2 separate regions of the Mus musculus genome follow, and region 1 is linked to region 2. The links are chromatin loops, found by intact Hi-C in ENCODE. Cell type or tissue: heart. All regions are shown on one strand. Each heading gives the region's core, and the rest is flanking DNA. Links, peaks and the distances in the headings are about the cores only. Region 1 holds the start of LOC115487747 (a long non-coding RNA gene). Region 2 has its middle 52 kb from the start of Gm39461.

The links. Peaks named below come from ENCODE experiments on the same cell type or tissue, not always from the same donor. Only the 100,000 strongest peaks of a DNase experiment are listed, where the experiment ranks them.
Region 1: a loop joins it to region 2, with 3 times the contacts of the local background. A loop is called at or near these places in 3 of 42 quality-filtered maps.

What each region holds. Positions count from the first base shown.
Region 1 is chr11:113,158,204-113,174,122 of GRCm38, forward strand. All of the region lies in intron 1 of 2610035D17Rik (RIKEN cDNA 2610035D17 gene), which reads right to left. It overlaps LOC115487747 (a long non-coding RNA gene), which reads right to left and starts at 14,880. Exons shown (of 2, transcript XR_003949613.1): 1 at 14,750-14,880. In heart, for the core only: no CTCF peak of the experiment used is centred there; a DNase peak (open chromatin) is centred at 7,168; H3K4me3 peaks cover 1,021 bases; H3K27ac peaks cover 3,364 bases; H3K27me3 peaks cover 1,038 bases.
Region 2 is chr11:112,097,284-112,113,202 of GRCm38, forward strand. No RefSeq gene overlaps it. Among named protein-coding and RNA genes, the nearest start is that of Gm39461, 52 kb to the right of the region's middle. In heart, for the core only: a CTCF peak has its summit at 6,176 (motif pointing left); no DNase peak of the experiment used is centred there.

The DNA of each region.
Region 1 (15,919 bases), core at 4,098-12,097, 1.1 Mb after region 2:
AGGCTGGTTCACGAAAATCTTTTATTCCAGCTCCAGGGAACCCAACGCCCTCTTCTGGCCACTGTATGCACACAGAGCATAGAAATACATTCAAGCAAAACAGCCCTATACATCATTTTCCTATTTAGTAAAACAAAAACTCTAGTTTCCCAGAGTAGTCTGTCTCTGGCAGTGTGAAAACTACCCTATCCCTAGTCTCCTCTTGGTTTTAGCAACTGGATTCTGTCTACACAACTTGCAGATCAGTTAACTACCAGGAGGGTCCTGTGACATGTTCAGATAACCCCCAGGGGAGAATATGGGGACAGAGAATAGTTCCCTGGTTGCCGAGGACCAAGAGGCAATGCGCTAGGCCAGGAAGAGGCAGGTCGCATCGTCTCCGAGCTTTAAAGTGTTACCTCCCGAAGAGCCAGAAGAGATCACACAGGGAAGAACTAAAAAGAACAGCACAGTTGTTACAATGCTTCAAGCCGCTATCTCTCCTCCCAGCTATCACCAGGACATTGTCACTCCGTTCCCTGTCACTCCCAGCTCTGTCTTCAGAAAAGAACCCCAAGTCCTCTCCTCCCACCCCTGAGTGCAGGGACATCTGGGGCTCAGGAGAGAAGAACAAAATCTGTAACCATGTTGCCTCTGTGGCTCAGGAATTTTCCACACGGTGGGAAAATGCTGGCCAAGCACACAAGCCAACGGGAGGAACCAGAACACATCCTCTGGATGCCAGGGCTCGGGCCTAGACCCACACATACGTTCAGAGAGGAAGGCAGCCTGAGAGGGAACATTCTCTGTCTGCCTTCCTAAGGAATAGCTAGGCAACAGCGGAGAGTCACAGGTAGCTGGACACGCTGCCATCGCAAGGTGAAACGGAATGCGAAATTCCCGAGAATCTAAAACAAAACTCAATAAAGAAACAGCCAAGCAATGTCTAAGTTGCCAAGACATGTTCAGGCCAACTCCACACTTCCAAGGTACGTCAGCTCACTTCAGGGTAGCACACTAGGGTGTTTCAACTTTAAAAGCAGACTTGCAGGGGCTGGGGGGTGGGGGTGGGGGGGAGGTGATAGCTTAGGCATTTTGATTAAATACCACCACCGCCATCTCTTTTCTCTGTAGAAAACTGACCACTCTGCCCACCCCCACCCCCTTAACAAAAGTGCCTTCCACATATGCCTGGGTAAATAGTTTTATGCGTCCAAGGATTAGAGATCCTCGTTCAACCCATGGAAGAACACTGAAGGAATCAAAATCAATTTTTAAAAGAACTGCTCTGACAACAAAGCACACTAGCTTTCGGTGATGCGGCTGAGTATTCGAAGCTCAAAGCCAAGCTTCAAATGGCAGAAACCAAACTGCAAGCCATCCCTGAAATGAAATCTGTATAGAGATGTGTTCCAAACAACACCCCCCTGCTTCACAAGGATGGCAGGGGCATCAAGGTCTCCCCTGACAATCACCAACCCAAAGTTCTTATTTTAGCATGACAAAAGCTACAAGAAGAATACGGGTAAACCCAGAGGAGGGGTGAGAGGGAAGCGGTGGTGTTGGTAAGCAGAAAGATGGGAGTTGCTATCAGTCTGACCCCTTCTCGGGACCCCACTTCCTGGTTCGGCACGCTGTGTGCAGGCCAGTTTGCAGGGCTCCTCCTCATTTTACAGGGGAGGAGATGGACGTTTTGATCAGTAGGAACCTCACACACACACACACACACACTGTTAGTGCGGAAAGAGAAATAAGTATGACAGAAGAGAGTAAGCCAAAACAGCCATGGCCAACAGCCATGTAAACAACTAAGCCACAGGGGAGGTCTCGAAAGTTCTGGACTTGGGGGTGGGGGGAGTCACAGGTGGCAGCATTAGCTGCCATGGTTTTAGAAGAGGCCACACCCTAAAGTCACATCAAAACCTTATGGCTTTCCTGTCTAGGGTCCCCAGGGCCTCCAGCTAAGCTTTCAAAGGAGGTCTCCCTAACTCCCCACGCCCCATAGCCCCTTGCCTTCAGCAAGGCTTAAGAAGTTTGTCCTCCATCACAGAGAGGAAGCCCTGGGACGCTACTGGCCAGCAAGGTCTCACAGTCCTTTCGTCCTTCTCATGGAGAGACAGGTATCTGAAGAATTATCTGCCCAGGAAGACCAAACCTCAGGCTGGGGACTGCCAAACGCCCCGCCCCCCCCTTTACAGGACACCAGTTCAGTTTGAAGAATTTTGTTTCAACTATTGAAACCATAGGACCCAAGTCCTCCAGAGCCCGCTGTGAAACTCGAAGATGGGTTCCTAGAAGTGCATTATAGGACCACACTGTGCTCAGCAAACAGGCACACTGTCAATGGCAAGGGGCAGGGGAGGAAGACCATTAAAATAAGCCCCACAGCTGAAGGACCATGATGTCCAGGAGACATTCTGTTTAGAGTATGGTTGGTGATATTCCCCCGGTCCGAGCACCTCTCCATGCCGTGTGTAGAGAGTACCTCAGAGGAAGGCAGGCTGCAAGCTGTGACAGATTCCCAAGAGGCTCAAGTCTTAAACCCAGGAAGTTTGCTATAAGCTCTGTCCATCCCTGAGAAGAAAGGGTCTCGAGCTGTAACTCCGACTGGCTAGAGATGACCCATGCATGGAGAGCACAGGCTAGGCTGAGGGCTGACCATGTGCAGACCGGGGACAGGAGCTAGTTTGTTAGACCCAGAGAAGTGTAGACAAGCATGCTGGCTGCCGGCATCTATCACGTGGGCTCCTTCCTGCTTAGACATGTTTCCGGGAGGTCAAATGTATCAGAGAATATGGAACCCAGCATCCTATGGGACTGTTTGCTTCCAAACAGATCAAGCATTCGCTGGCAATGCTCTCTTCTGTCCAGAGAGCTCCCCACATTCCCACGTGGCCCCAGACCACCATGATACTTTGAGAAATATGGTACAAAAGTTCCACAGGAATGGTCTGTCCGGGGCGGGGGCTGTCCCCGGGGCTTCTGTGCATCCCCCCAGGGCTCAGCAGTGGGCACTCTGTGTCAGCCCAGAAGATCTTCAGCAATTGAGGGCTCCCTGAGAAGAAGAGCTGAGACACTCCTATGTGTCAACCTCACGTTTGGGTGTGAGATTTTACACGGTTAGATAGATCTAAGACGACACACGCTACACATCAAAAAGGACATTCTCCAGCCCAGGGAGCCGGCAGACCACAGCCAGGCCATCACCATCACCGCTACCCATAAGCTCACTATACATTGGCAGAAGGCTAACGTCACACCACATACTCACGCCATCTACCTCACGGCACCTCATCATCAATAGATGTGGATGCCAGATCGTCAACAGAAGATGGGGCACTATAGCTCAGTAAGACCTTCGGAGAGAGATGGCATCCACATAACTTCTGCTATCCCACGGCGCTACTGTAACTGTTCTGATGTCAAACTAATGTTCATCTCTGGCATCCAGACAGCATGCTTTATCGGAAGTACGTGTGTCCAGGAAGAATATTGGACCAGTAGCGTTCAGTATTGTTCACAGTTCCAAGTGTCCACAGAGGTCTTGAATTGTGTCCTGGTGGATGAGGGGGACATCTGCATGGACAGTCATTTATAGCATCCTGACCCAAAGACCCCTAAGGACAGTCTTCCTCAACGCTTCACAAAGAGCTGTTCTTACCACAGATGGGCCCCACCCACAGCCAGGTTGTTCCCAGGAGGGCACACCCAAGGATGTAACCAAGGTCTCATAGCCAGGCACATGGGAGGAGTTTCCATGTGACCCTGAAGCATCGGCTCCTCACCCCAGACAGACAGGATATGCTGGCATCATCTGGAGACGCTTGCTCCTAAAAGGATAGCTGTAGAGTTATCTGCAGGGCAGAGCTGAGCTAACGGGGGGGGGGGGGCGACTATCTCTTGGTACACAAAGATGGAGACCAGTCCCAGTGGTGATTCGGGGATCAATTGCCTAGCCTAAGCCCTGGCTTCCAATGGTTCCTGTCTCCATGGAGACTGACTCTTTTATAACAAGTGTGTATGTCATTAAGAATAGACCATAGGGCTGGAGGGATGGCTTAGCCACTAGAGGTTAGACTCACAATCAAAACTATAAAATAGACCACTCTCTCCCGTGCTTTGTCAAACAGTGCAAAAGAGACAGCCTTGGTTAGCAAGTCCTGCAGGAGTGGCGGCCAGTGGAGAGACTCAGACAGCTGTGGTTGACAGCAGTCTACCAAAAGCCCCTCCCCTTGGACACCTGACCCAGAAGAGGGCAAATGTGGTCACCAAGCTTCCAAAGCCGGTCCCTCAGACTGTGGGGCTGTGGAGCTGTGGGGCTGCTTCCTCTCATGGCCCACCCATAGCTGTCACTCAGTACCATCTTCACCCTTCCCAAGTGGAAGGGGCTGAGTCATTCGTGTTCCCCTGATGGATGGCACTTCAGACTGAAGCTCATTCACACCCAAGTGTCACCTCAGGCATTGCCCTGTGAAGCCTCTCCAATGAAAGGACTTTTTCTTCTTGAAAGACATCTGGGGAGCCTCAGCAGACAAGCGCTGTCAGGCGGGATGCCCCAGAAGCTACCCAAGACCTGCATCTGCCCTGGCCTGACCTGGCGGCTGCCTCTTCTCCTCCCCACAGCTCCACCTGCCTAGAAAAGTTCTCTACCCTCTGCCTGGTTACATCTCCTAGCTTCCAATTCCCAGAATAAGGCTTGTAAACACACACACACACACACACACACACACAGAGTCAGAGAGAGAAAGAGACACAGATACAGACAATCTCTCTCTATCTCTCTCTCTCTCTCTCTCTCACACACACACACACACACACATGCAAACCACCCACAAAACATACATGTACCTGAAAATAATGGTATTCACTAGCACAGGTAAGACACAGTAGAACACACACACACACACAGAGCACATGTCACCTTGGCAGGGCATATATCCCAAACTGAGGTTTCCTTGATGAATGCCCCTGAACTTCCTCTGTCCAAACCTCCAGGGTAGCTTCTCGCACAGAGTCTGAGTGGGAAGAGCCACCCATGACCAGAGGAGAAAGCCACAAGGCTCCGACTCAGACCACACGAGGTAGGGTAGCATGAGGAAGGCAATGGAGGCCTTGCAGCAGGGCCTCGAGTCTGGCTCTCAGATGTCACATCTGCTTGATCAGGCAGAGAGCTGTCGGTCAGGGCCTCAGTGTCACAGGCATCCAGAGGTGACCACAAGGGAGTTGCTGGGGTCTTGGGAGGACTAAACAGCAAGACCGAAGCAAAGCTCTTATCTCACAGGAAGCACTTCTGTAACCAATGGTCTTTTAGGAAACTCCGTCCCGTAGACAAAAACCAACTCAAGATGGATTCCAGAACTCTAATATAGGGAAGAGACTGGCCACCAACTCCATGCTCTTCACACACACCCTGTAACTGAAATGGATGTATTCCATCTTGAAACCTGAACTGTGAGTGTCTGTGAGTTCCTGTCTTGGTAATCAAGAGCTCTGCATGGCTGAAGAGCCACATTCGCACAGAGCTGCTCGGGGCCGTGTGGACACAGCGGACACGCTGGGCTTTCCTGGGCTATCATGGGGGTCCACGTGCTGCAGTGACTGATGGTGGGTCTCCTTTCCGTTCCTGCCTCTCTTTCCGTGGTCTCCTTTCTCTTTTTTGAGAAGCCACACAACTCCTGAGCCTCTGTGAGGCACCAGATAGTACACTTGCAGGTGAGTGAGCCTTAGGATAGCGTAAGAATAAAAGTACAAATTGTCCTTTGCCAGGCGACAGGGGGCCCTCTGGCCCAGGGGAAGCTGGGAGTTAGCCTGCTTGGCTAGGACAGCTTCTCCAGGTTCCTCCTTTCCCACTGCCCTCCCCAGCTGGGGTGGGGTCACAACCTCCCTTAGCCCTGCCTGCCTCTGGACAAGTCTAGCTCAGGCCCCACACTGTGCCTGGCCCTAGGGGCAGGCAGATCTAGGAGGAGCAGCCCAGCCCCCAGCCCCCACCCCCACCCCCACCAGCCGGCTGCATTTGTTCCAGGGGGGCAAGGGTCTGGTGCAGTGACCCCTGGGACTCGCCTCTCAGTCACTGGCCCAGGCAGCTGGGAAAGGCTCTGACCTCCACAGAGACAGAGGGCTTCTGGGAGAGGAGCCCCAGAAGAGAGGCCTGAACTCAGAACCTACTCTGTTTTCCTGAGAACAGTCCTGGTCTTAAATGGAGCTACAAAAAGGAAAGCACTTCCAATCAGGAGCTTAGCTCTTCATTTGGCTTTCCCTGTAAGAGACAATCTTATCACCTTCTTCCAAACGCCCCCCGCCCCCCTCCCCCCCCCCCAAACCATAGCTTCAGTGAGACCCGGGTGACCCAAACCCCTGCCTCTGCGTACAGAAACCCCAAAGAAGGACGTGCTTTTAAAACAACATCTACAAACAAGCTTGTGAGGAAACCCCTTGGCTCCGCAGTGAGTGGGTGTGCACTGAAAACGGAATGAATGAAGTGACCCTGCTCAGGGGTGGAAGGGGTACACATTTGTGCAACCAGAATAGACCTCGGAGAGAACTATTTCTAAGGCAAACTCACGGAGGCTCTTTGTTTTCGGTCGCCCCTTGAAGGGTTTGACACAGAATGACTGCAAAGCTCATCTAGGAAAGAGTTTCCAATCTCTCCTCCTTCCTCCTCTTCTTCCCCCGCCCCCCCCTTCTCCTCCTTCTCCTCCTCCTCTTCCTCTTCTTCCTCCTCTTCCTACCCTTCTTCCATTCTGTGTTTAGCTAGCTTTCTCTCCTAAGTACAAACTCTAGACAAGAGTTCAGACTAGCTATCACTTCTGCCCCAAAGACAGTGATCACCACCAGGTCAGGATGCAGATGGCTCTAAACCGTTCTTTAGCACACTAGGGCGTCTGACCCGCTGCTGGGGAAGCTGCAGGAACACACAGCACAGAACACAATACCAACACCCCAAACTTCCTTCGCTGCAGGAGAAACTAGCTCTGAGCTCTGCATTTGTGCTCAAGCAGAACGGGCAGGCGTCAGGCGCTGCGCCCCACCAGCAGCCAGGGCACAGTCGGGCGCCTGGATGACCACTGCAGCTCAGCCAGGGGCCCGGAGGAGAAAGCAGGCACACGGTGGAGCCACAGCGCCATCAAGTGGTCAGTTTGCGAATGGTCGCGAGACGCATGCCCTGAGCTCAGGGACAATGTCCAGGGTTCCCAGTGTCAACTGTCCCTGGAGAAAACAGGGCTGCCAAGCCTTCATTCCAGGACGTGGGGCAGGAGCCTACAGCCGGACACCATCTGTCAAGGCATGCGACACCCTCCAGGGCTGACCTGGAATCTGCCCTGGAGGATGTTCGGAGACCCTGTTCCAACTCTGAGAGAGGTCATAACCCAGGCACCGCCCTCTCCTCTAGCAATGTGCTCAGAGCCTACAGGTTTCTCAAGAGCTATGGGGCAGAGAGGGCACCACCTGAGTAGCAGGCCTATCAGCCTGCCTGAATTATGCAGGGATGGGGCAACAGAGAGACAGCAAGGCAGCTGCGAGTCCAGGCTGTGGGAAGGAATGGAGCCTCCGAGTGGGAGTTGCCGCCTGCAGCCCTGACAGGCCATGGCTTTAACACTCCCTTCTGGAACTCAGCATTTAATTCCAAGTGCCTCCTGGGACAGATCTGGTCCTTGGAGTCAAATTACAGTCCAAGAAGGACTCAAAACACAAAAATAAAAACACATACTTTGCAAATAGAGGAGTGTTCCAGACCAGTGTATATCTGAAGACCTAATTATATTATTTTCCTGCACATTTATAACTATGATAGAATTTAGTATGAAAAGCAAATTAAGAGATTATCAATAACTATTAAACAACCAGAATAATTATAACAATACACTGGGGGGGGGGTGTTAAAAAAATCACTCAATATTTACAAATTCTTTATTTCTGAAATTTTCTACTTAATATATTCTGATACCGTTTCCAGCAGAAAATAGAGTTGCAGACATGAGAGGGGGCAGTGCTGTGTAAAGGCGGACAGAACAGTGGGGCGCCCTCTGTCCTAGTGCTGGCTCTGCACATGCAATCTCTGTCCTAGTGCTGGCTCCACTGCACACAGGACCTTGTTCAGCTTTCACCACAACCTTAGGAGATGGGTTCTTTTTATGATCTTTTTCTATAGGAAAGGCAGAACCCAGAAATGAAACACCCTACCCCTAGCTGCCCATTGGAGAGGGACAAAGCCAGGCCTGGATTCCAACACTGGCTTCCTGCCTCCAGACGCCATCCTCCCTCCCTCCCTCCCTCCCTCCCTCCCTCCCTCCTTTCTCTCCCTCCAGGGGGAACAAGGTTTTATCAGACAGAGATGTGCACATTTTTCAAGAGGGAGGGGCATCTTTGCAGACAGAGCTGGCTAGAAATGCCTAGCTAGGTTTGGGCATGAGAGATTGTGCAGGTGAGGGGCTGAGGCCTTCAGGGTGGACCCTGCCCTTTCTAGCTTCACTCCCACACCAATCTTAGGCCTCCCTCCCGGAAGCACCTTCTGCATGGGCCCCTCCCTGCTCTGGCTTCTGCAATTGACTTCCAGGCCAGCGTGCCCAGCTCGCCCTTGGAGCTGCCAGGACTCAAGGTTATTCAATGACACCCCAACTGCCAGATACAAAGAAACTGTTCTCAACCCTCCCTCCCCTGGAGGCTCATAGCTCTGACATTCCCACTTGCAGAAACACACTTGCATGCTTGTGCGAGTGTATACATGTGTTGGGGGGGGGGCGTGTGTGCCTGCGTGTGTGCCTGCGTGTGTGGAGGACAGAAGTCCACTTTGGGCATTTTCTTCTGCTGATCTCTGCCTTGGTTCTTGAGATAAGGGTCTCTTAGTAAACCAGCAGGCTCACCGATTTTCCTAGGCTGGCTGGCCAGTGAGCTCGTTGTGTGTGTGTGTGTGTGTGTGTGTGTGTGTGTGTGTGTGTGTGTGTGATGTGTCCAGTCTCTGCCTCCCCAGTGCTGGTATTACAGCAGCCAAGAGCATAACCCTGCCTTGCCTGGCTTTTAAGCAGATCTTAGGGCTCTGGCTGGGTCCTCCTGCCTCCAGAGCCAACACTTTACCCACCGAGCCATCTCCCAGAAACAGCTGTTCTCGGAAGCCTCGGAACACAGCGACATAACATTTCCTTGTCTCCTTCTCACTTTTGTGGATGCTCTATGCTCACAAGTCACCTGCTTCATAAACTGCCAGTGCGCAGCAGGGAAGTCAGACCACGGTGACAAAGACAGCTACAGGCTGGGCTTCATCCGAGCCCTCATGAAGTATCACATGAGCGTCTGCTGTCTAGACACCCTCTCTGGCTTCTCCACATAATGGGGACCACTCAGCAGGACGAAGCTGAGGGACCGAAGCTGAGGGACGTGTAATGTCAAGGTTTAGCGGGATGCTGGTGCAGAACAGGGCTCCCAACGGCTGCCTTATCAGGCCCCGAGCTGGGTCTGTCCCTCAGTCCTAGGCCCTCAGTCACCTCGCCGTCTGGTCTGCGCCCTGTAGGATGAGATCGCCCAGAATGCACCTTCTCTAAAGCTGACCTTGCCCACGCCACCCCTTCCTTGCTAGGTGGGTCCAGCCATCTCCCTGGACCCAGAAGCACTAGAATCGCCCCTCCCTGCCTTGATGGGTTGCTAGTCTGGCTCTTGGACCTCTGACCAGCTTTTCCAGTACAGTAACACCTCCCCTCGTTGACCCCACCTCAATTATCTCAGATCTTGCTACTTTCTGCTCAAAACCTGGCTTGGTCCCGCGCTACCCTCTCCTGCTGGTTTGCAGTTCCAGCTCTGCCACAGAGGTTGAGATCATCAGACCCTGTACCCACTTCATCTACCTTCCCCCAACGTTATCCTCAACATTCCAACTCCCCAAACAGGGCGTCTGTCAGGTCACCCTTCCCCTTTCCCTCTTTCTGCATGTCAACTTCAAAACCCCAAACAAATGTCACCTCCTCCTGTAAGTCCTGCATGATGTACACTTCCCACTCACAGCCCCATCTGAACCCTGCAGCATAACTGAATTCCTGTCTCTCTTACAAGGTAAACCCTTTGGGAACATGGATACCCCAGGGGCCAACCCACCCACCCAGCATGCCCTTCACCAGTTTCGGGTATAGCAATGTCGCTCTGGGGTAATGATGGCACTTTGGGGGTGAACAGAAACAGGTGAAGAAAGAGCGTGTCTCAGATGTACTTTTGAGTGATTGTTTCAAAGGAGCAGCTTATTAACTAATATTAATAAGGTTCTTATTTAGCTTAATATATTCTGGAATCTTTTCGATCAGTCTTTGGGGAAGCATTCTGAGCCCGTTCATTTTTGCATCATCAGAGCTCTGAAATGGAGGGTAAACAGCATCGCAGGTACCGAAGCCTGAAGAACTCTGCGGCTATGACACTGGGCAGCCTATCCCATGGAGCCTCTGGGCACACACACCTGCGTCCCTTGGACTGAGCCCCATAAGCCTCTTCCCTCTGCTAATGTCATTCCTGAGACGGGTCTCATATAGCCCAGGCTAGTGCAATCCTATGAAACCAAGGATGGCCTTGAACTCCTGGTCCTCCTGCCTGCACCCCTGAAGTGCTGGGACTGTCACTACCCTGGGTTTTATGTGGTACTGAGACTCGAACCCAGGGCCCTGTGCATGCTAGACAAACCCTCTACCAACGGAGCCATGTCCCCAGCCCGGTCTCATCTCCTGTCACTGGAATCAATTATGGCCTCCTGGGAACCTTGATCCTCGGGGATGCTCAGGGAAAGGTTTTCTCAGCTTTGATGAACAGACAAACATTGGGCCCTTCCTCAGTCCTTGTAGGGCATATGAGCCTTATCCAGAATCTACGTATCCTGAAACCAAGGTGTTCTCTCTGTCTGTCTGTCTGTCTGTCTGTGTCTCATGTGTGTGTCTCTCTGTGTGTCTGTGTGTGTGTGTCTCTCTCTCTGTGTCTGTCTCTCTCTCCCTCTCTCCCTTCGCTCCCCCCCCCCTCTCTCTCTCTCTCTCTCACACACACACACACACACACACACACACACAGTATTTTACTTGGCTCCGATTAAGCAGGATATTCTGTCTGGTTAAGGTGCTTCAGGTGATTATAAGGTGTTGACCCAGAAGTTGTTTCTCTATGACATCATGACAGGTGTAGCCTACGGTGAGAACTGCACTACACTGTGTCTGTGTTCCCTGAAATCCACATGTGGCGTGCCTGGTACCTGTGATGACGGAGTTAGGAGGAGGTGGTCAGAGGGTGGAGTCCTTGGGAACAGGATGAGTGAGCACCCTAATAAAAGGGATCCGGAATGATCCTGTTCCCAAGGATATTGTCACCGTGCCTAAACAGGTGACACTGGGGATGTCACCTGTGAGGAAGGTAAGGATTCTTTATATTAGGAAAACATCCTTTACAACCACAAAGCAGAAAGCCACAGCCACACACACAGCCACAGCCACAGCCCTCTGGAAGGCTACGTCCTAGAGGGAGTCAGCTCTATTCTTCAGGATGAGCCTGGACAAGGGAGACCTACCTGCCCACTCAGGACCTGCGGGGACTATCTAGGTCATTCCCTACGGACAGTGCCTTCATTCTAGAAGGTTCTTTGTCTCCGTGCAAAGCCAAGCCTCAGTCTATTGAAGGCAGTGAACCACTGCAGGATATCCCACCCCGCATGCCCAGGCCTGAGCCCCGAGCTGTTGTTCCTTCACCTCTCAGCACATGGCTGACTCTAGAGGTGAGCAACACCCTGGGTGCATAGGAGGTGGGGGTCCCCGTCCTTCTGGAAGGACTTGGGGAGCCTGCAGAGGACCAGAGCATCTCAGAACCCCGAGATGGCTTTTCAACTGCCTTTGGCCCTCCCTGGGTTCTTTCAGCTTTCTAGGTGACTTACAAAACTCACCGGAGGTCACTCGGGAGGCATCTCCTGCTTTCAAAGCACGTTTATTATTGCGCAGCAAACATTAATCACTCTCATTTGAAAGTAATCACAAGGTAAGCCTTCCATGGTAGGCCTGTTACACCACAGTCCAAGAAGGCAGGCATCAAATGTGACCCCTGAGGTCAGCTCTGGTCCAGAATACAGGGTCACAACATGACTTGGGGTGGGGGTGGGGGGCTGACACAGGGCTCCCGTCCTAATTAGGTAAGAGCAGGACTCCCGGAGCCTGGTGGCCTGAGTTTGCTTCCTGGCTCTTCTACCTGCTCTGGGACACACCGTATTCTGCTCTTTCTCTCTGACAGCCTCCTCATCTGTCAACCTGGAGATGGACTGACCTGCCTTCAGTGGATTAATACAACAGGCAGCCTTCTAACGTGACCCTGACGTCCCCTCCTCCTCCTTCAGGAGGCAGCATGTGACATCCCAGCCACCCTGCGTTCCTGCAATCACATCAGTGACAGCTTCTGGGCGAGTTCTCAGACCGAGGAAGAGCAGGCTACTGAAGCCACTGGCTGGGGTCTCAGGCCCCCAGTGCCTCTGCCTGCCCGCAGTGTCTCAGACATCAGGCAAGTGATCCACACACGTGACCTGCAGTGCTCTGTGGAAGACAAAGCTGGGGTGAGTGGTGGGGGGCAGTGACCCCGCCAAGGGAACACTCACATGCCCTGTCCAGGGTCAAGCTGGGTCCCTGCTGCTACTGCAGTCACGTTAAGTCCCCAGTTACTGCCAAGGGGCATCGCTGTGGCCCACTGCGAGTAAAACTCCAGTGAGACCCCTTCAGGAATCTCACACCCATCACCAGAAAGCCCAGGCCCAAATGCTGGCGACTAAGAGTATAAAAGAATGAGAAACTCACACTTGACACCTGACATCACTCCAGCCTCAGAGGAACTGCTGCAGCCAGGACAAGAGTGAGGCCGCTTTGACAGGGGGCCATGTGGCCACACAGACACAGAACAGGGGGGAAAGGACTGGTAAATAACCAGGAGGGAAACGCAAGGCTTCCTTATAGCAGAACTAAAGGTAATGCCTATGATACACACAAACACGAGCGCACACACATGCACATACACATGCACCCCTCAGGAAATGGGGAATCACTCTCCTGATGATAAGACCAAGACGTCTTCTAATGACCAGAAAATGGAGAAATGGAGATGGAAAAATAGCAATAGCTCTGTGTGTGTGTGTGTGTGTGTGTGTGTGTGTGTGTGTGTGTGTTCTGGTCTATATAATGAGCTCAAGGCCAGATTGCTCTGTGTGTGTGTGTCTGTGTGTGTGTGTTCTGGTCTATATAATGAGCTCAAAGCCAGATTGCTCTGTGTGAGTGTGTGTGTCTGTGTGTGTGTGTCTGTGTGTGTGTGTGTCTGTGTGTGTTTTCTGGTCTATATAATGAATTCAAGGCTAGCTTGCTCTGTATGAGTGTTTGTGTCTGCTGTGTAGGTGTGTGTGTGTGTGTTCTGGTCTATATAATGAGCTCAAGGCCAGATTGCTGTGTGTGTGTGTGTGTCTGTGTGTGTGTGTGTTCTGGTCTATATAATGAGCTCAAGGCCAGATTGCTCTGTGTGAGTGTGTGTGTCTGTGTGTCTGTGTGTCTGTGTGTGTTTTCTGGTCTATATAATGAATTCAAGGCTAGCTTGCTCTGTATGAGTGTGTCTGCTGTGTAGGTGTGAGTGTGTGTGTGTATGTGTGTGTGTGTGTGTGTGTGTGTGTATGTATGTATGTATGTAACTGGTCTATATAATGAATTCCAGGCCAGCTTGCAACACACAGGGAAACCTTTCCTCAAAATAAAGCAAAAAGGATAAAAGAAAGGGAGAGAGGAATCTTTACACACGTGCCTGGAGTGACAGCAGGCGAGACTATCAGACAGTGCAGCGGCTGTCAGGAATGGTAGCTGGATCCTTCCCCTAATGTTCTGGCTAAGAGCAATAATAAAGAGCCAGGTCCTTTACCGTCCACAGCCCCCCACACACACAGCACCCACACACAGCGCGCACACACAATCCTACAGTGATCCTCTCTCTCTCTCTCTCTCTCTCTCTCTCTCTCTCTCTCTCTAAGCAAAGTTGGCACAGTCATCTTACTTTTCTTAAATATTTATGTAGGTGTGGACTTTTTATATATGGGTGTTTTATATGCATGCATGCCTAGCAGAGGATCCCATGGGACTAGGGTGAGAAACAATTGTGAACCACCATGTGGGTGTTGGGAATTGAACTCAGCACCGCTTGGAAGAGCAGCCAACTGCTGAGCCCTCACTCCAGCCCCCATCTTACTTTTAAGAGTATGTGTGGTCCATCGCTGACCCTGACGCTCATGTTCCTTGACAAACACTCCCTGTGCCTTATCTGAGACTGGGCCTACAGATGACACCCATGTGTCCCTGTTCGACCCCCTTAAGCGACAATCCTTAGACAGATGAGACCTTGCCAAGATGAGACCCAGGATGAGACAGACCTGTGAGGCTGATATACACACACGCACCACTAGGTGGCGACAGAGCCTGCAGATGCAGACCAGGGGATGGCAACCGCTCCCGGCTCCTGGGTTTTCTTTTATAAACCTTCCCTGCCCGCCAGATTTGTTACACGCTGGCCAATGCCTTTCCTTTAGCCCAGGTATTTGTGGGCATAGAAGTAAGGGGCCTACCTGGACCTCTGCAGTGGGGACTCTAAGAGTAGGACTGGGGTCCATCTCTTTGGAGTTAGCAGGCTCTTCATCCACAGGGCTTTAGCAGAAACTGGCAAAACAGCTCTGCACTCCTGTCCAAACTCTGCCGGCCCCACCCCGACCCACCACACGCTGGGATCCACTGCAACAGATCATTATACTCACTCTGGACAGGTACAGCCTGCTGAGTTTGTCTTAAGAACACATGAGCCACTAATGGATGGGTGACTGTTGGGAGCCGCCCCCACATTCGCCGTCACAAGATGGCGCTGACATCCTGTGTTCTAAGTGGTAAACAAATAATCTGCGCATGTGCCAAGGGTATTTTATGACTACTTGTACTCTACCTTTCCCGTGACCGTCAGCTCGGCCATGGGCTGCAGCCAATCAGGGAGTGATGCGTCCTAGGCGAAATATAACTCTCCTAAAAAAGGGGACGGGGTTTCCGCCATTTCTCTCTCGCTGGCATCTCTCTGGCTCTGCGCGCCCTGCGCTCGCTCGCTGCCTAAAGATGTAAACAATAGAGCGCGCGCGCCGGAGCTCTGGCTCCTAAAGATGTAATAGAAGGGGCTTTTCGTTTTTTGGGGCTGGGCGCTGGGCGCTTGCCCTCCTGGCTCCCAAAGATGTAAGCAATAAAGTTTTGCCGCAGAAGATTCTGGTCTGTTGCGTCTTTCCTGGCCGGGCGTGAGAACGCGATTAAGAGGTGACAGGCATGTTCTAGGACCCTCACCTTTTAAACCTCAGATGCTCCAGCTTCAGAACCTGACTGCCCAGGTGACCCTGTGCATGGCTCAGCTATGACAACACACACACACACACACACACACACACACACACACATACACACACACACACACACACACATACACACACACACACATACACACACACACATACACACACACACACACACACACACACACACATACACACACACACACACACACACACACACATACACACACACACATACACACACACACACACACATACACACACACACATACACACACACACACACACACATACACACATACACATACACACACACACACACACACACATACACACACACACACACACACACATACACACACACACATACACACATACACACACACACATACACACACACACACACACACACACACACACACACACAGAGAACCTAGAGATTGAAGCAGAGCAGATTAACCAGTGAAAATCACTTCAAAGAATGTGGGCTATGTCTCCTTGTTCAATCCCACAGGCCCAGGCCAGCAGAAGAGGCTCTCTCACCATGGCAACCACAGAAGCCTTAATGACCAACTGCTGTGTGCTGTAGCTGGGGTCTGA
Region 2 (15,919 bases), core at 2,703-10,702:
GAAGGTTTCAGAAGAAGGGATGAGGGGTCTTATGTGTGCAACTGTTGCAGTGAATTGATATCTACAATTGTTCCCTTGGATGTAAGACTCTAGCAATGCTCATTACCAGAGGGCATGTACATTTTGTGCTAATCATACAACTCTTCCTGATATACAGCCTGTCTGTGCAGTGTGGCTAACATAGCCAGTGTCACCCCATTGAAGGAAATTGTTTTTACCTCACCCAGCAGCAATAAATTGTAAATAGCTTCTTGGTAGAGGATGGGAATTTGTGTCCATTTCTCCATCTTTATGCTGGTTTGATTTTATCTGGTTTGAACTTGTGTAGGTCTTACACATGCCATCATCTTTGTGAGTTCATATGTCCATCAGCACTTTCCTTGGCGTCTTTCACCACGCTGACTCTTAAATGTTTCTGCCTCCTCTTCTTCATGACACCTGAGTCACTGGAACACTAATACTGATGTGCAGTGTCTATATCACATCCCAGTGTCCAGGTTTTAACTGTGTGTCTGTGTATAGTGATGAGCACTCACAGACCAGAAGAGGGCACCAGGTACTTCTGGAGCTAGAGATATAGGTGGGTGCTGGGTGCTGGGAACCTAACTCAGGCCTGCTGCAAGAGCAGTAAAAGCTCTTAATCACTGAGCAACCTCCCTACTCTCCCATTATATTTTGGAAAATCTCTCTGACAAATGTTTATACATAGAAGCAGATCCAGTTTGCTTGGGGTCACCAGTTTCCAGAGGTTAGGGAGCACTCTCAAAGATGCCTCTTGATGTTTCATGCAGAACTTCAGTCTTACTAATACAACTCCCTATGTAATATTGAATGTCTTAAGGCTCCTCAAGATGTAAGTCTCAGAGAATTCATTTCAAACGGCTTACACAATAAAGAGGATTTATGGGATTATATAACAAGAGCTCTATGCATAGGAAGGGCCTCAATGGATATCAAAGAAGCAACAGTCACAAATTGTCATCACTTGCATACTTGAATTGCTTTGCTCTGTCTTCACAGCATTAGCTGTATTATAAGTCAAAAGTCCCTCCATCCCTAATCCCATGACCCCAGGTCATGGAAGTCTGCCAGTGACAATAAGGCTGTGTGCTTCCTCATTGTTGTTAAATAGAAAAGCAGATGTGTCTGACCCAATCATAGATGTTAAGACTTGCTGGTAGACTTAAACTGCACTCAGTGATGATAGTCAAGAGCTAAACAACCCTGATAGGTTGAATCAAGCAGGGACCCAGTTCCTAGCTAGGGAAGGTTCACTTTCATCTAAGGCAGCAGTTCTCATCCTGTGGGTCTCAAACCCTTCGGGGGCCTAATGACCCTTTCATAGGGCCACATATCAGATATGCTACATATCAGAAAGTTACATTATGAGTCTTAACAGTAGCAAGATTACAGTTGTGAAGTACAACAAACATAATTTGATGGTTGTGGGTCATCACAACATGAGGAACTGTACTAAAGGATAGCAGCATTAGAGAGGGTGAGAAGCGCTGGCCTAAAGTGGGCTTGCTTTTCTGAGGAGGCATGAGAAACACAAAGGTCAATCAAATGGACAGAACCAACCAAGTTTGTTATAAGCACTTATAATTTCCAAACGTGAGCAAGGTCCACTTTTACTCCCAACAGAGCTAAAGACTAGAAAATAACAAATTACATAACCTTCCCTTACAGGGCAAAAACAAAATGATTTAGGATGAGCCCTTGGGGGCGGGGGGGGGGGGGGGGGGGGCTTTTGCCAAACTTCACAGACCAATACCTACCACATAACATAGCTTTATGGCCATTCCTTCCAACATCACTGGATACCCATGGTTTTGGCCATTGTTGCAAGTCTTGATTTGTGGATTTTGGTGCGTGAGGTGACAACCCTGACATATTCCAAGGTGCCTCTGGACATGCTGCTCTGGGGATATCCTCTTAACAGATTCTCTATCTTATTGCCAATCATCAAAATATTTACCTCAGAGGAACAGGGTCCTTGAGCAGCTTGTTTTTGTAAGACTCCAAAATAGAAATTTAACTTAATTTTGTTTCAGTATCTCCTTTCTCAGTAAACCAGTGTTTCTCTATATGACATTCAAGTGAGTCCTTTAATAGTAACAGGGATTTAATGGGTGTAACCCACTGCCTTCTGTTTGGAGTTGAGGCCTGGTCTACAGAAGGACTTCATGTCTTATATGGTGTGCCTGGTCAAAGCTATGACTATGGATATCATAGAGTCAAGTGGGGAACTTACTGGTGGTGCTAAATGTTCATGCTGTCAAACTACTTTCTCAATATTTACATTTATATTAATAAATTTGTCCTGCTGTTGACTGCAATGAGAGAAGCTTCCTTTGCAATGCATAGTAGTCAATGTAAAGATTATGACTGCTCAAAGTGCCAAGACTCGGTGACTGAGAGTGCCGAACTGTAGACTTATCATATTGATCAGCCTAACCCCATTCAAGACTCAGAAACATGGTAGAAAAGTAGGCAGGAAAAAGAAAGAGGTGGAAGATGAGAAAGAGAGTTCTGAAATGATGGATCCTGGGCAGAACATATCCACATCAACCCAAAGCAGCTATGGTTAACCTACACAAAATCAACTCAGTCAAGATTTCAGAAAGAATGGAGAAGGAGTTCCCATTGCACTGAGAAGCTCATGGCATTCTTTATTGTAAAGGGAAAGAGAGTCACTTTTCTTTCAGACATGTGGCCAGTACTAGGCTACCCAGTGGTAGGCTCCACAGGTGTGCTCTGCACTAATTGGGCTCAGGGGCCCATTAATAATAACAACAATAATAATAAATGAACAAACTAAATAGTGTGAGAAGCAGGTTGGTAGATACAGGCGGCAAGTTGAGGGGGATAAGATGTTAGTGTTTGAAATATAAATATCTTGTATACAAGTATGAAATATTAAAAAGTAAGTAAAAGTATATTAAAAATTCACACTTCCTTGATAATTAATTTAAACTTTTTATGATGAAAGAATAACAACAACAACAACAAAAAAACCTGCCACAGAATATATCAAGTGCATGACCACTAAAGTCACAACTCAATGGTAGATCAGTTGTCAGGTATATACAGGACCAAGAATAAGTTCAATTCCTGCATTGTATAGAACAAACAACGGCCCTACACAAACCTTTCAAAGACATTCATAATTCATATCTTTAAGATTTATTTCATAAACTCTCATTTCAATGAAGATAAGTTATATGTGAGCATCTGTGAGCATCTGTGTGCATCTGTGAGCATCTGTGTGCATCGATGAGCATCTGTGTGCATCTGTGAGCATCTGTGAGCATCTGTGTGCATCTGTGTGCATCTGTGTGCATCTGTGAGCATCTGTGTGCATCTGTGTGCATCTGTGAGCATCTGTGTGCATCTGTGAGCATCTGTGTGCATCTGTGTGCATCTGTGAGCATATATAGCCACACACTCACTAGAAGATCAACATATCACTCATTCTCACGTTATCTTTTCCTTCTGGCCAATTCTTTTTCTTCCATCCTTCCTGTTCATCCCCTTTCCACTTTCTCTTCTCTTCCCTTTTTCCTCTCTCTCTCTCTCTCTCTCTCTCTCTCTCTCTCTCTCTCTCTCTCACCCTCTCTCTCCTTCCATTCTGTAGGTGATCGACTTACAAATCCAAATTCATTCATAGTGCTAATTTTATGTGATCCTGTATTTTGATTCTAACCAACTATCTGCTAGATTAAACTGATTAAATGCATTTATCTGCCATGAGAAGGTCAGAATTCTGGAAGAAAAACGTGTCCTAGATATGGCAGCCCACATTCTTCAGGGACACAGACAAACAACGGAGGCATGCACAGTAAAAAATACAACCCATGATCTTATAAAAATTGTATTTGCAATGAATATTAGAAGAGAATCCACAATGCCACTGAATGGTGGACATTCTCTTTACAATGTTTTATTTGACATGTACTGTTTGATATTTGGCTCTCTTTTGCTTCAGATATTGTTTAATCAGCAACACAGAAATGTATGCAGAAAAGAAGACTCCTGAATGTAGAGCCTGCAGTAAGGCCTTTTCAACTGTGGATGATGCTTCTTTATTCAAGAGCCTCATTGGTGGTTTCACCTTTATCTGTAATTAAAGGGCCAGAAGCTAGTTTTATATATAACTCTAGGCAATTGTAAAATATAAATATATTTCCCCTCTGTTTAAATAATGGAATAATTTGTCCAATAATCACATTGGTCTCAGTGAGCTCTTGAAGTTTTATTAAGGTGTAACCCGTGAGTCATACTATTACTTAGTTATTAAGTTTGACTCTCATAATATGTAATAGAACATGAATCCTGACTTTGAGAAACTTGAAATAATGGAAGGATGTGCAAATGGGCTGTAGTAGAAATCATATTGTCCTGGAATACACTAATTACTCACCCCATGTGATGAAGAACATATTTAAGAAGTTGATGGCACAAGGCAGTGGAGGCACCTACCTTTCTTTAATCCCAGTACTTCGGAGGCAGAGGCAGGAGGACCCTTGTGAGTTTGAGGCCAGCCTAGTCTACAGAATGAGTTCCAGGAAACCAAGGCTACACATAGAAACCCTGTCTTGAAAAATAAGAAGAAGGAGGAGGAGGAGGAGGAGGAGGAGGAGGAGGAGGAGGAGGAGGAGGAGGAGGAGGAGGGGAAGGGGAAGGGGAAGGGGAAGGGGAAGGGGAAGGGGAAGGGGAAGGAGGAGAAGGAGAAGGAGAAGGAGAAGGAGAAGGAGAAGGAGAAGAAGGAAAAGAAGAAGGAGAAGAAGGAGAAGAAGGAGAAGAAGGAAAAGAAGGAGAAGAAGAAGAAGAAGAAGAAGAAGAAGGAGGAGGAGGAGGAGGAGGAGGAGGAGGAGGAGGAGGAGAAGAAGAAGAAGAAAAAGAAGAAGAAGAAGAAGAAGAAGAAGAAGAAGAAGAAGAAGAAGAAGAAGAAGAAGAAGAAGAAGAAGAAGAAGAAGAAGAAGAAGAAGAAGAAGAAGAAGAAGAAGAAACAACTGCTGCTAATGGAGCAACATGCTTCCACCTGGGAACCTAAGTTTAAGTCCCCAGAACCCATGTAAGCTGGGTTCCCCTGTAGTTAATATGGTACTGTAGCAAAGTGGGAGTCCAGAAATTCCTTGGCAGCTCACCTGGTACATGCAACAAAGAAGAGACCCTGTCTCAAACAAAGCAAAAGGCTAAGACCTGCATCCAAGTTTGATCTCTGACCTGCACATTTATAAGATGGTATGCACATGGCCATATTAACACTCATGGGAAAGAGAGAGGGAGAGAGAGAGAGAGAGAGAGAGAGAGAGAGAGAGAGAGAGAGAGACTAATATGATGTAAGTCCTAGTCTGTTGCCTGTTACTTAGGCACTTGGTCAAACTTGGCTAAAATATTTAGTGTTCAGTTTTTCCATTGCAAAGCAAAGAAGAAAAAGTACATATAAGGATTGTTTTTGAAGAACTGTGTTGGCAGTAAGGCTTTTGGGGGAGAAGCTCACACATAGTATGTCTTCAATGAATGCTGTAAATTACTACTCATGCTTAAATGAGTCTCAACTCAGACAATTTTGTCCCGAGAATCAGGAGACAGATTTGATTGTTAACACTATGGAAAAAAGGAACAGCAAAGTTAATACACATTTGCATCTAAGTATAACATTCTATATTTTTAGAATCACTCCAATGTATAAACATTACCATGCAAATATCCAAGAGAAAAATATAGAAGCCTGTGTTTATCAGACACTACAAGCAGTATAGTACTGATTTTTTTAAAAAAAATTATTGAACATAACAGCCCTAAAATATCATGCATTAAAATGAAAGAAATGTTTATAGAAACTTATTAAAATAGCGCTTGTCTGAAGGCAATCAACACTTCAATAGATAAATTCATAAATGAACAGATAAGATTTTACTACAGAATAAAAATATGTGGGCTACATATAACTAATGGCAATAATTTGAATGAAGCTCTTTTGTATATTGTAATGAAATGAAATCCAAAAGGCATGAATTTGAGAAATATAAATGAGATGTATGTGAGAGAGTTGGAGGGAGGAGAGGGAAGGGGATCGTGATGAAATTATACTCTCAAAAATTAAAAATAACGCAATTAAAAAAAAAAAGAGCAACTAGGGCTGGATGCTGCTACTGACCTCTAGTGGTTGGAGGCATGTCACTACAACATTTCACCCCCTTCTTATACACCAACAAGAGTAACTAACCCAGGATTATCCAGTTACAAATGTCAGTAGTATCATAGCTAAGACATCATCCTAGAGAGGAGAATGTTCCTAGTGTATCTGCTATCCATTTCTAGAAGAAGTTGAAAGAAGGAGGTAAGATTTAGAACAACTTCTGCTCTACACCATCTTTCTCCTATTTTCTGTGTAGTAGGAAGCACACTCGTCTGTGTGAGGTGTGTGTTTGTGTGTATGTTTGTGTGTGGGGGATGGGCGTGTGTGGGGGGATGGGCGTGTGTGTGTGTGTGTGAGGTATGTGTTTGTGTGTATGTTTGTGTATGTGGGATGAGCGTGTGTGTGTGTGTGTACTGTATATCTTTGTGTGGTGTGGTGTGTGTATGCATATGTGTATGTGGTATGTGTGCATGTGTGTGCTGTGTATGCATATGTGGTATATGCCTGTGTGCATGTATAATTGTATCATATTCATCTAAAAATTTACAGGCACATCCATATCATTCTATCATTCCGATCAAAAATAGAAAGATGACCAGACCCTAGTTACTCCCCTCCCTAGAAGTAGCCAATCCTATCAGATTGGGGGGCGGGGCGGGAGTATTTTTTTCTTTATACTTATGAAATCACACATTAGACTTCACACCATGCTTCTTCTACTCAAATATTATAATTTTGAGATACCCTGACACTTTTGCCGGTATTAGTAGCTTAGTCCTTTTCATTGTAGAGTTGTAGCTCACTGGACAAGCATACAAGAGAAGTTGAACCCTCTGTACCCTTCAAAGGCATACTACTAGCTTTGCGCACTAGGCATTTGAAGCAGTACTGTTGTGTGAATTCTAATGATGTATTTTGGGATAAAAAGCTACCTGGGTTTCTGCATAACACTTTTAAGCACGCCAGGTATCAAATCTAGCAGCGACTTCCCATCGAAGTTTCAATAAAAGCCTAAGGCCCTCTGTATGGCTACACCCTCTCCTTTACCAGAGTAGCTTCCATTAGTTTCTGTGTACGCTAACATCTACCTCACTCCTCTAAGTGTTTGACAAACGATGCTTACTGGAGCTGGTTCACTGGATAAAGTGCTTGTTGCTCAAGCAAGAGGACCTGGGTTTGTATCTATAACACTCATGGAAAAAATCTGGATGCAGTGGCAGGGAAATCATCTGGAGCCTTAATGCCAGGGAAGGGGTGGATTTGGAGGCAGGCAGATCCTAGGTGCTCCCGTGTCATCAATCAATCCTAGCCAGAAAACTCAAGACTCAGTGAGGGACCCTGTCTCAAAAAATAAGGTGGCGAGTACAGCTTTAGGTCAGGCATGGTGATTCCACCAGAGATTCTTTTATCATTGAGAAGAGTTTTAAAATAATAATAATAATAAGGTGGCAAATGGGAGAGTAAGACATCTTAAGTCAAGCTGAATTCCATAAGCACACTTACATGCAAACACTCTGACACACATATACAATACACACACACACACACACACACACACACACACACGCACCCCACTATCTAACACTTTGCTTAACTGACCACAAGTGTTTTCTCAGCTTCTGCAATTGAAAAATAATCTCTCACTGCCAATTTTACACCAACTACAAAGCTCTGTTTTTAGCATAGCAAGTCTCCCGTGCCCTGTTTGCGATTCTATTCCTGCTTCATAGGTCCATCCCAGTACTCTAGGTATATGTGACACCTTCACACCTTTCTGTATTCTTAGTGTAGACACTGTAGAAGCACTGTCCCCTTGGGCTACATGAACTCCTAAATCAGAGCAGGACACACTCCAAGGTCTTCAGTGAATGCCTGAAACCAAAGACCACACAAACGGCTATCGTTCTATTCCGCTTGCTTTGGAAACACTTACGTTCAGTGGCCATGACTTCTGTAGAGGCACAGGTTATTTTTCATTCATTTTTATGTTCGGGACTTTGACCTTTGTTTCGTTTAAAGGGGGCACCTGTGTCTCTTTTGACACAACTAAATGTGTCATGCCCCATCATGACTCTTGTGCTTTGAGACCAATATGTCAAACAGTAACTTAGACCCAGGCACTGTAATCCCCCAGAGAGCTGATTTGGTAAGTGAGACAGATAACTGACAACCGGGCAGCATTTACAGTGTGGAGACATAGGGTCACTGTATGATTTCTGTATGGGGCGAAGTGAAGCCAAAAAGTAGTAGGAGATTTGAGTCGCGGTACTCAGATGAGGGCCAGGTTCAAAACATATATTAGTTTGTTCTGGAACTTTTCACTTAAAAGAGTTTTCAGGCCTTAGTACGTTTTGGGCGATTGAAATGACGTAAGGTGAGTTAATGGACGAAGGAGGAGTTGCCACAACAGCTGCCCTGTCCAGCTCCTTCTTTCCTGGCACTACCCACACTGATCAGTTGTGTGTTCAACTGTTGGTTATTCTTTCCCCAAACCCAACCAACCACATTACACACTCACCATTGGGAAGCCAGGGAATACAATTATTACATGTTAAGGAGGAATAGTCATAACCGTTAAACAAATAAGTAAGAAAGCAAAAAATTTTCTCCGAGTCATTCCATGCGGTCCTTTATTGTAGTTTATTTTCAAAGAATTGTGCACACAGTAAATAATCAACAAACCTTGCTCCGGTCTCCAAATGCATGTTTGTTTTTTTAATACAGTATAGCTGACTTGGTGAGTTCTAGACTGGATGAGAGACTATGTCTCCCCAAAAATTAATGTCGGGAGTGTTTGAGAAGACACATAATGTTGACTTCTCCACGTGAGTGCTAAGCACACCTGCATCCTCTTCCATATGCACATGTGCATACGTGCACACAAATGTATGCATATAGCATACATCCAACACGATGATGACGATCATGATGATGATGATGACGACAACACTAAAGACAATAATAACCACTGCTCCTTCTTACTGGTCACTTAGTAAACACATACCCAAATTTTAATGCTTCTTCTCCTTTAATGTCATGCACATCTCCAGCTCCCCCTCTCTCAATTACCCTTATGATATCAGCCATTCTTTCTCTAAGAATCTACTTTTCTAATAACAATGAACCTCACTTTCTCTGGTCTGTCCATTTCTCTCCTTTACCTACAGTCTCTTCTACACAGAAAGATACAGAGACTCTCGCTCACCCCCAGAAACATAGCCCATCTTCATCTCCCAAAGCAGATTGACATTTCCAACATCGCTTGGTTCCTGAAGCTTGAATTTTCATTCTGTTATTCCCTGAAGCACCCATGATAAGTGTCACTGAATTCCATTTTCCAAGGAACAAAATTGGTGAGAACAGGAACCCTGACCCTGCCTGGTTTGCTTTCTTACTTCAGAGCCAAACAGACAGGCAGTGGCTTGAACTCCCTGGCCACAATAAGCATCAAAATGAAGAGAATTTGAAGAGAACAGAGCAGATAGAGCCCAGAATCCTCAGTATAAGAGGTGCTTGCTCTCAGAAAGAGCCTTGAATTTATCTCCATTTTAATGTCTTTCCACATTTTAAAATATTAGTTGAAAGGGGGATTTGGGAAGGCAGCCTGGCCAAAGTAAACATTCAACACACTGTTATACTAGAATTTTATTATACTCTAGTTCACAGGCATGCGATGCGTCCCTGCTGCTGCAGTTACCATTGCCTGTCCAGAGACTGGTGAATCAGGGTGTCTGGGAAGGAGACAAATGGGTTTGGCAAAAAAATGTCCATTCCGTGTGTGTGTGTGTGTGTGTGTGTGTGTGTGTGTGTGTGTGTGTGTGCTTAAAGGCATCATGTACGTGTGGTAACTCAGTGGTAAGAAGACATAAAAACCTGCTCTAAGTATCGAATTAGCCTCATTTTTTTTTTAATGTCACTGGGATGGTGTTGTTTTCTTTCACCCTCTTTAATGTTTTATATTTTCACGTTGTCATGGAGACCAAGTGCAACTCCCATGATTTTGTGCATTATTGTGGAATCATCTGTCTCCTGAAGTCATCTTGTGATATACGCTGTGGACAGAAAAAGATTAAAGAAGCAGGCCGGCGAGGGTGTATTTATGCAACGTGACAAGAACATGCACAGGGAAGGATGATGTCATAATGTAAGTAATTTAGAGGTTCTGGCAAGTACATGGGTGGTAAACCATAGCAGCAGTCAGCTTAAAAAAAAAAAAAAGAGTTGGGCTACGTGCACTTGGGGAAAGATCTTGCTTATAATATTTTGCAAGAAATATTGGCTCTAAGATAGGTTAGTAGCTCTTGATCCTGTTCTGCAAAATAAGACACACAGTTCCCACAATGTCAAGTCTTCCTTAATGCATGTGCCCGTCTGTTAATGGGAACTCATGGATGGACAGCCCATCTTCAGAGCTGTTGAGAAAGAGTGATGCCATGTGGGCAATCAGAGCCAGTTCCTCACTGAAGCCAGCCTGAGAGAGGAGTTCCAGGCCATGCTGTCTGAGGTGGCTGCTGGTTCTGTGCCTGCTCCCATCTCTTACACGTTTGGTTCCCTCCCTCAGCAGGACATAGATTTTGTGAGCTTAGGGAAACCAAAGGGGCACTCAGGAATGTGTAACTCTTTCCCTTAGCTCCTGGCATAAATGGAAACAAGGCGGTAGGGTTGGGGGGGGGGCAGAGGGAGGTCGAGATAGAGAGAGGGATGGAGGGAGGGATGGAGGGAAGGATGGAGGAAGGGAGGGAGGGAAGGAGAGGGAAAGAGAGAGACTAATACAGGTCTCTAGGCTGTTTATTTTTCTGCCAGCTGCAACACGCTACCCTCACAGGGGATCACCTAAAACCAGTTATGGTTTAGGTTGGAGGGGGGTGTCAAACTTAAGCTGCAGGCTTGGCCTCTCTCAATGAATTACGACCTTGTCAAGAACCTTTTTTTTTTTTTAATTTAAATCAAAGCAGGTTTTCTATCAAATCAAATACCTGCACACTACATTATGTTTTTGGTGCCAGGCTGGCTCTTGAAGAAGAAAAAAAAAAAAAGAAAAAGAAAAAAAAGAAACTCCCCTTTGCTAGTTTTTCCAGCCTCCTCCCCTTTCTACTGTGACACAGGCAGTTTTTGTTCATAAGAAGCCATGGCAAAGCAAACTGTGTACATAGTGAGGACACATGATGGGTAATTGTCTTTACCACCCTGTGTGCGGGTAACACCACTGTTGGCCCTCTTTCTCCATGGCTTGGCTGACAGACTTTCCCCCAAGAGATTGCCTAAAGGTGTTCTGGGATCTTCAACCTAGTTTCAGGAGAGAGATGCTCCTTTTTCAAATTTAAAGACATCATTACCTAGTGTGATTGTGGCGGATGTTGTCGGCTCCCAACTCAGACAATGGGTAGAAATTAAACTGTGATAATGTTTCTTAACTATACTTTTTGAGATACAACCCCCCCCCTCCAATCAGACTTGATACATGCAAATAGATTTTGAAGAGAACTAGAATCCTTTTGTTCCCCCTCCCTCTCTTTCTTTTTCTGTAGCTCTCTTTTCCTCTTTTATCTTTCCCTTTCCTTCTTCCTCCCCACCTTTCTCCAGTTATTTTTTTCAATAAGAAAGGAAACTTGCATCCATGTCTACTTCAGCCATGCACCCAATAAGGCTCAAATATCTCTGCATTCATATGTCTGTGTGTGTGTATGCATGTGTGCCTGTGGAGGGGATGGGGAGGGTGTGTGCCTGTGGGTATGTATGTAAGTGTGCATAGGTGCATATACATATGTGAGCATGTACGAGTGTGTGTGTGTGTGTGTGTGTGTGTGTGTGTGTGTGTGTGTGTTGTTGTTGTTGTTGTTGTTGTTGTTGTTAAAGGAGAAGACTAATTTGAAGCTGGGATGTTAGGGGAACCTGAGAGGCTTTGGATGGTAAGAAGGAATGGATACAATGAAAGTCCATTACTCACATATGAAATTCTTAAATAAACAATTTTTTAAAAGGAGGGAAACCTGGGTTAGGAAGATGGTTCAGTTGGTAAAGTACTTGTTTTTTTGAGCCAGAAGATGCGAGTTCCATTCACAGAAAATAGGTGTTTTTAAAAGCTGGTGTGGTAGTAAGCTTCTGTTATCCTAGTGCTGGGAAGGCAGAGATGTGTGAATTCCTGGGAAGTAATGGCTAACACAGCCTGATTTCTTTGGAGAGTACCTGACCAATGAGAGACCCAGTTTCATAAAGAAGGCAGAGGGTGCCTGAGGAACATCAGCCAAGGAGATGCCTTCTGGCCTTCACACATACACAAACACACACATCTACACATATACACAAACACACACATAAACATACATACACACACATATACACATACACACACAAATACACATACATACACAGAAACACAGAGACACACAAAGGCACACACACCAACATGCATGAACATATGAAAAAAGAAATAAGAGTAAACCTTCCTGCTCCCAGCTCCTAAGTTCAGGTTCCTCTTGATGAATAAAATACCTAATTTTCGAGCTTACTCTGTTTCCTAAACTGATTTGAGACACAACTGCCTGCCCCTCACCTTCCCAAACCAGTCAGTGGAGTTGAGGTTGCTTGTCTAGAAAGGTGGCAAAGTATATTTTACTACAGGAGTATCTTTGTGTCAGCATCCATACAGGGCAAAACCACAGAGGCCAGTTGCTCAAAGTTGGCACCAAGGTGGTCCTTTCACATGGCCCCGAAGTCTTTATTTGATGGTTTTCCAATTAAATGCTACGTATACTTCGGGGAGTATATAAAGAATCCTCAGATGAATTGCAAACTGTTTTCAGTAGCAACTGGGGTAGGTAAAACACTGGCAGAAAAACCCCAAGCAGCTGTGTCCGAGTTGTCTGAACTCAAATAAAATACTTTCTGGTTGGATTCAGACATTTCTGATAGGCAGTCGTGGTACCAGTGTGGTCTTCCTTGTGAGCTCTCTGGCAGGAGTTCCTGTCTTAGCTCTGTCCACCTGCTCCAGTAGGAGGACTTTGATCTTTGGTTGCCTTTCATGTAAAAGCATGCTTAGAGGTAACTGGGAGGACCCTGAAAGGGCAAAAAGGGAAGATACTTTATATTGTAAACTTAAGGCACTCAGGTACGGGCATGTTCCTGCTTACATCATCCTTAAAGGCTCAAGCCAATTGGACAAATCCTTCACTCAGTTCTTGCCATAGAAGAGTTCCTGGTCCTAGCTACTACAGGACATGCATATGAGTAGCATCGTGGTGGTTCCTAAGCAGAGAAAGCCACTAGGTTGCCACTAGGCTAACAGTAGAGAAGAGAACAGAAGAGAAATAAGGAGTACACAAGATATGTGTGTTGATGGGAACAACATGATCAGGGTTACACACCTTACCCCAGTAGCTCTTGAGAAAAGTTACCTCCATGGCCCCTTGAAACTTTGTCCCATCTACTTTGGGCCAAATTGACATTGGTCTTAATTTCAGATAGACTCTCATGAATCCCATTCTCCCGGCTTCAGTGACTCATTCAGGAATGACAGTGAGACCTAATCCTCACCAATAAGAACATTGAGCATAAAATCAAAGCAAAGTTGATTCCAAAATCAAGAAGCCTAGAGTTTGTGTCAACATTTTTTTTCCAAAGTGGTCAGTTGTAAGGAGTGTAAACGATTGCATGAAACCCAGGACCAAGATCCAAGCCAGAAGAAGCAGCCTCTCTCTGGGGACAGGTCTTTATGACTGTATCCCTGGGAAGTGTGCCTACCCAGGCACACCTATTCCTCAGTGCTTCTTGCATCCCAGCAGGTATCGGAGACTATGCCTTAGCGATGTGCTATGTTTAGGTAAAGCAGGGTGCCATCCTTGAAGACCTGTAACTAAAATGGCATACATCTTCACATGTCTCTGCTTCCCATCAATAGCTGGAAGCTCTAGGACCATAATAGAGCCAATGGTACAAGGTTCGAAGATAGTGAGCCCAGAGACAAACATGAAAGATGTCCTCTAACAGGCACTGCGACTTCAAATTAGTACCTGAAGGACAAACAGAGTTCCATGGCACTCAGCAGTGTGGATACTGTGACTTATCAAAGTGTGCATATGTTAGACTACTAGACACAAGGGAGGAGCTGGCAATTCAGGGGAGGGCACTAAGGTGGCTTGATGACTGGCCAGCGATTTGTAGGGAGAAGAGAGAACAACAAAGAAATGTTATTTAAGATGACCCGGTGTATGCGATATCCAAACATCTGAGAAAAATCAATAGAGAAACCGTGAACAAACCAACTCTGGGGTGAAATCATTCCAGCCCAAATAAACACCTACAAGAATTAATTTATAGAAAAATGGGCATGCTCAACATGTCTGTGATGTATGTCGCTAACACGGCCATTTGGCACCGTAGAAATAAACCTTGAAAGTCCCAAAGGGAGCCATAACAGATAAACACAAAGAAACTGGCCAATTTGAGAGCCAGGATTTGGACTTTGTACTCACTGACGCCTGGATCCGGCCTGAGTATCAGACTATTTCGATTCTAAGCCCACTAACCTAAAAAGAGGCACATATAGCTTGCCTTTACTCCAGACCTGTTATCATAGACCTGCCCTCTCTCTACTGCCGGGCACGGCAGTTCACACCCTCTTCTCTTCCTGGCTACCACCATCTTGAAAGTCAGAACAGGTTGTCAATAAGACCCCCCGCCCCCCAATATTTTCACTTTATGTTTTACTCTAAAAGCGACACATTCATGTCTTATTAAAGGAGCCTAGAAAAGTGTTACTGTGGGCTGGAGAGAAGGCTCAGTGGATGAAATGCTTGTTGTGTGAGCATAAGGGCTTGAGTCCGGGTTTTGGACCCCTGCTACCTATGTCAAAACCTAGTCATGGTGGCACTCATTTGTGACCTCTGTGCTGAGGTGACTAATTCCCAGGAATTAGGGAGTTCCCTAGCCAGCCAACCTAACCAATCAGCAAGCTCAAAGTTTAGGTTGCGACTCTGCCAAAAACAAAAAACAAAAAACAAACAAACAAAACCTGAAGTTTGACTGAGAAAGACACTCAACAGGCACCTCTGCTCCCACGTGTGTAGCTGCGGAGAGTTGCAAAGGCGCATGCGCGATGGTACCATCAGGAAAAGTCAAGGAATAAGACGGCATGCAAGAGAGAACAGAAATGTTTTAATGCACCTTGACATGAGAACAATAATCATCATAAAATGAGTGATATCTGTCTAAGTTAAGGAAAGATAACTTCTTTAAAGCACGGAGAAAGTCACAGGGGTAATGGCAAGCTATATACATCTGCCGAGCTGTCACACAGACAGTTAGTGTAGTTGCAAGAGAGAAAAGATAAACTAAGAAATCGTGTTAGTTCTGGATTTGAGGTTATTAAATGCCCTACTAGTGCTCTAAGCATCCTGAGAAATAACTACTAATGTCTCTGTATACAATGTTTATTATCTATCATATATTCACATTTTTATATTGTTTCCCTAAGTGTTTATATATGCCCATGTACATTTTATGCATTTATTGTTTTAAAAACATAGGAACTGCAGGAATGGGCATTTCCCAGTTATTATGTCTTTTGATCAGTGGACAGCAAGCTCTAAATGAAACAGGAAGAGGCCAATTGAGAAGAAATTTCCGAAGTAGAAAATGCTTGTTCTTTGTTCCAACCTAGGTGGCTGGTAAGAAACTGATGACCATTCTCCGGCATCTTTCTTTCTTATTTTCGTTCTTTCCTCCTTCTCACTAGAGTAATCAACAGGAATTGGAGGTGTGGTTACATTGGAG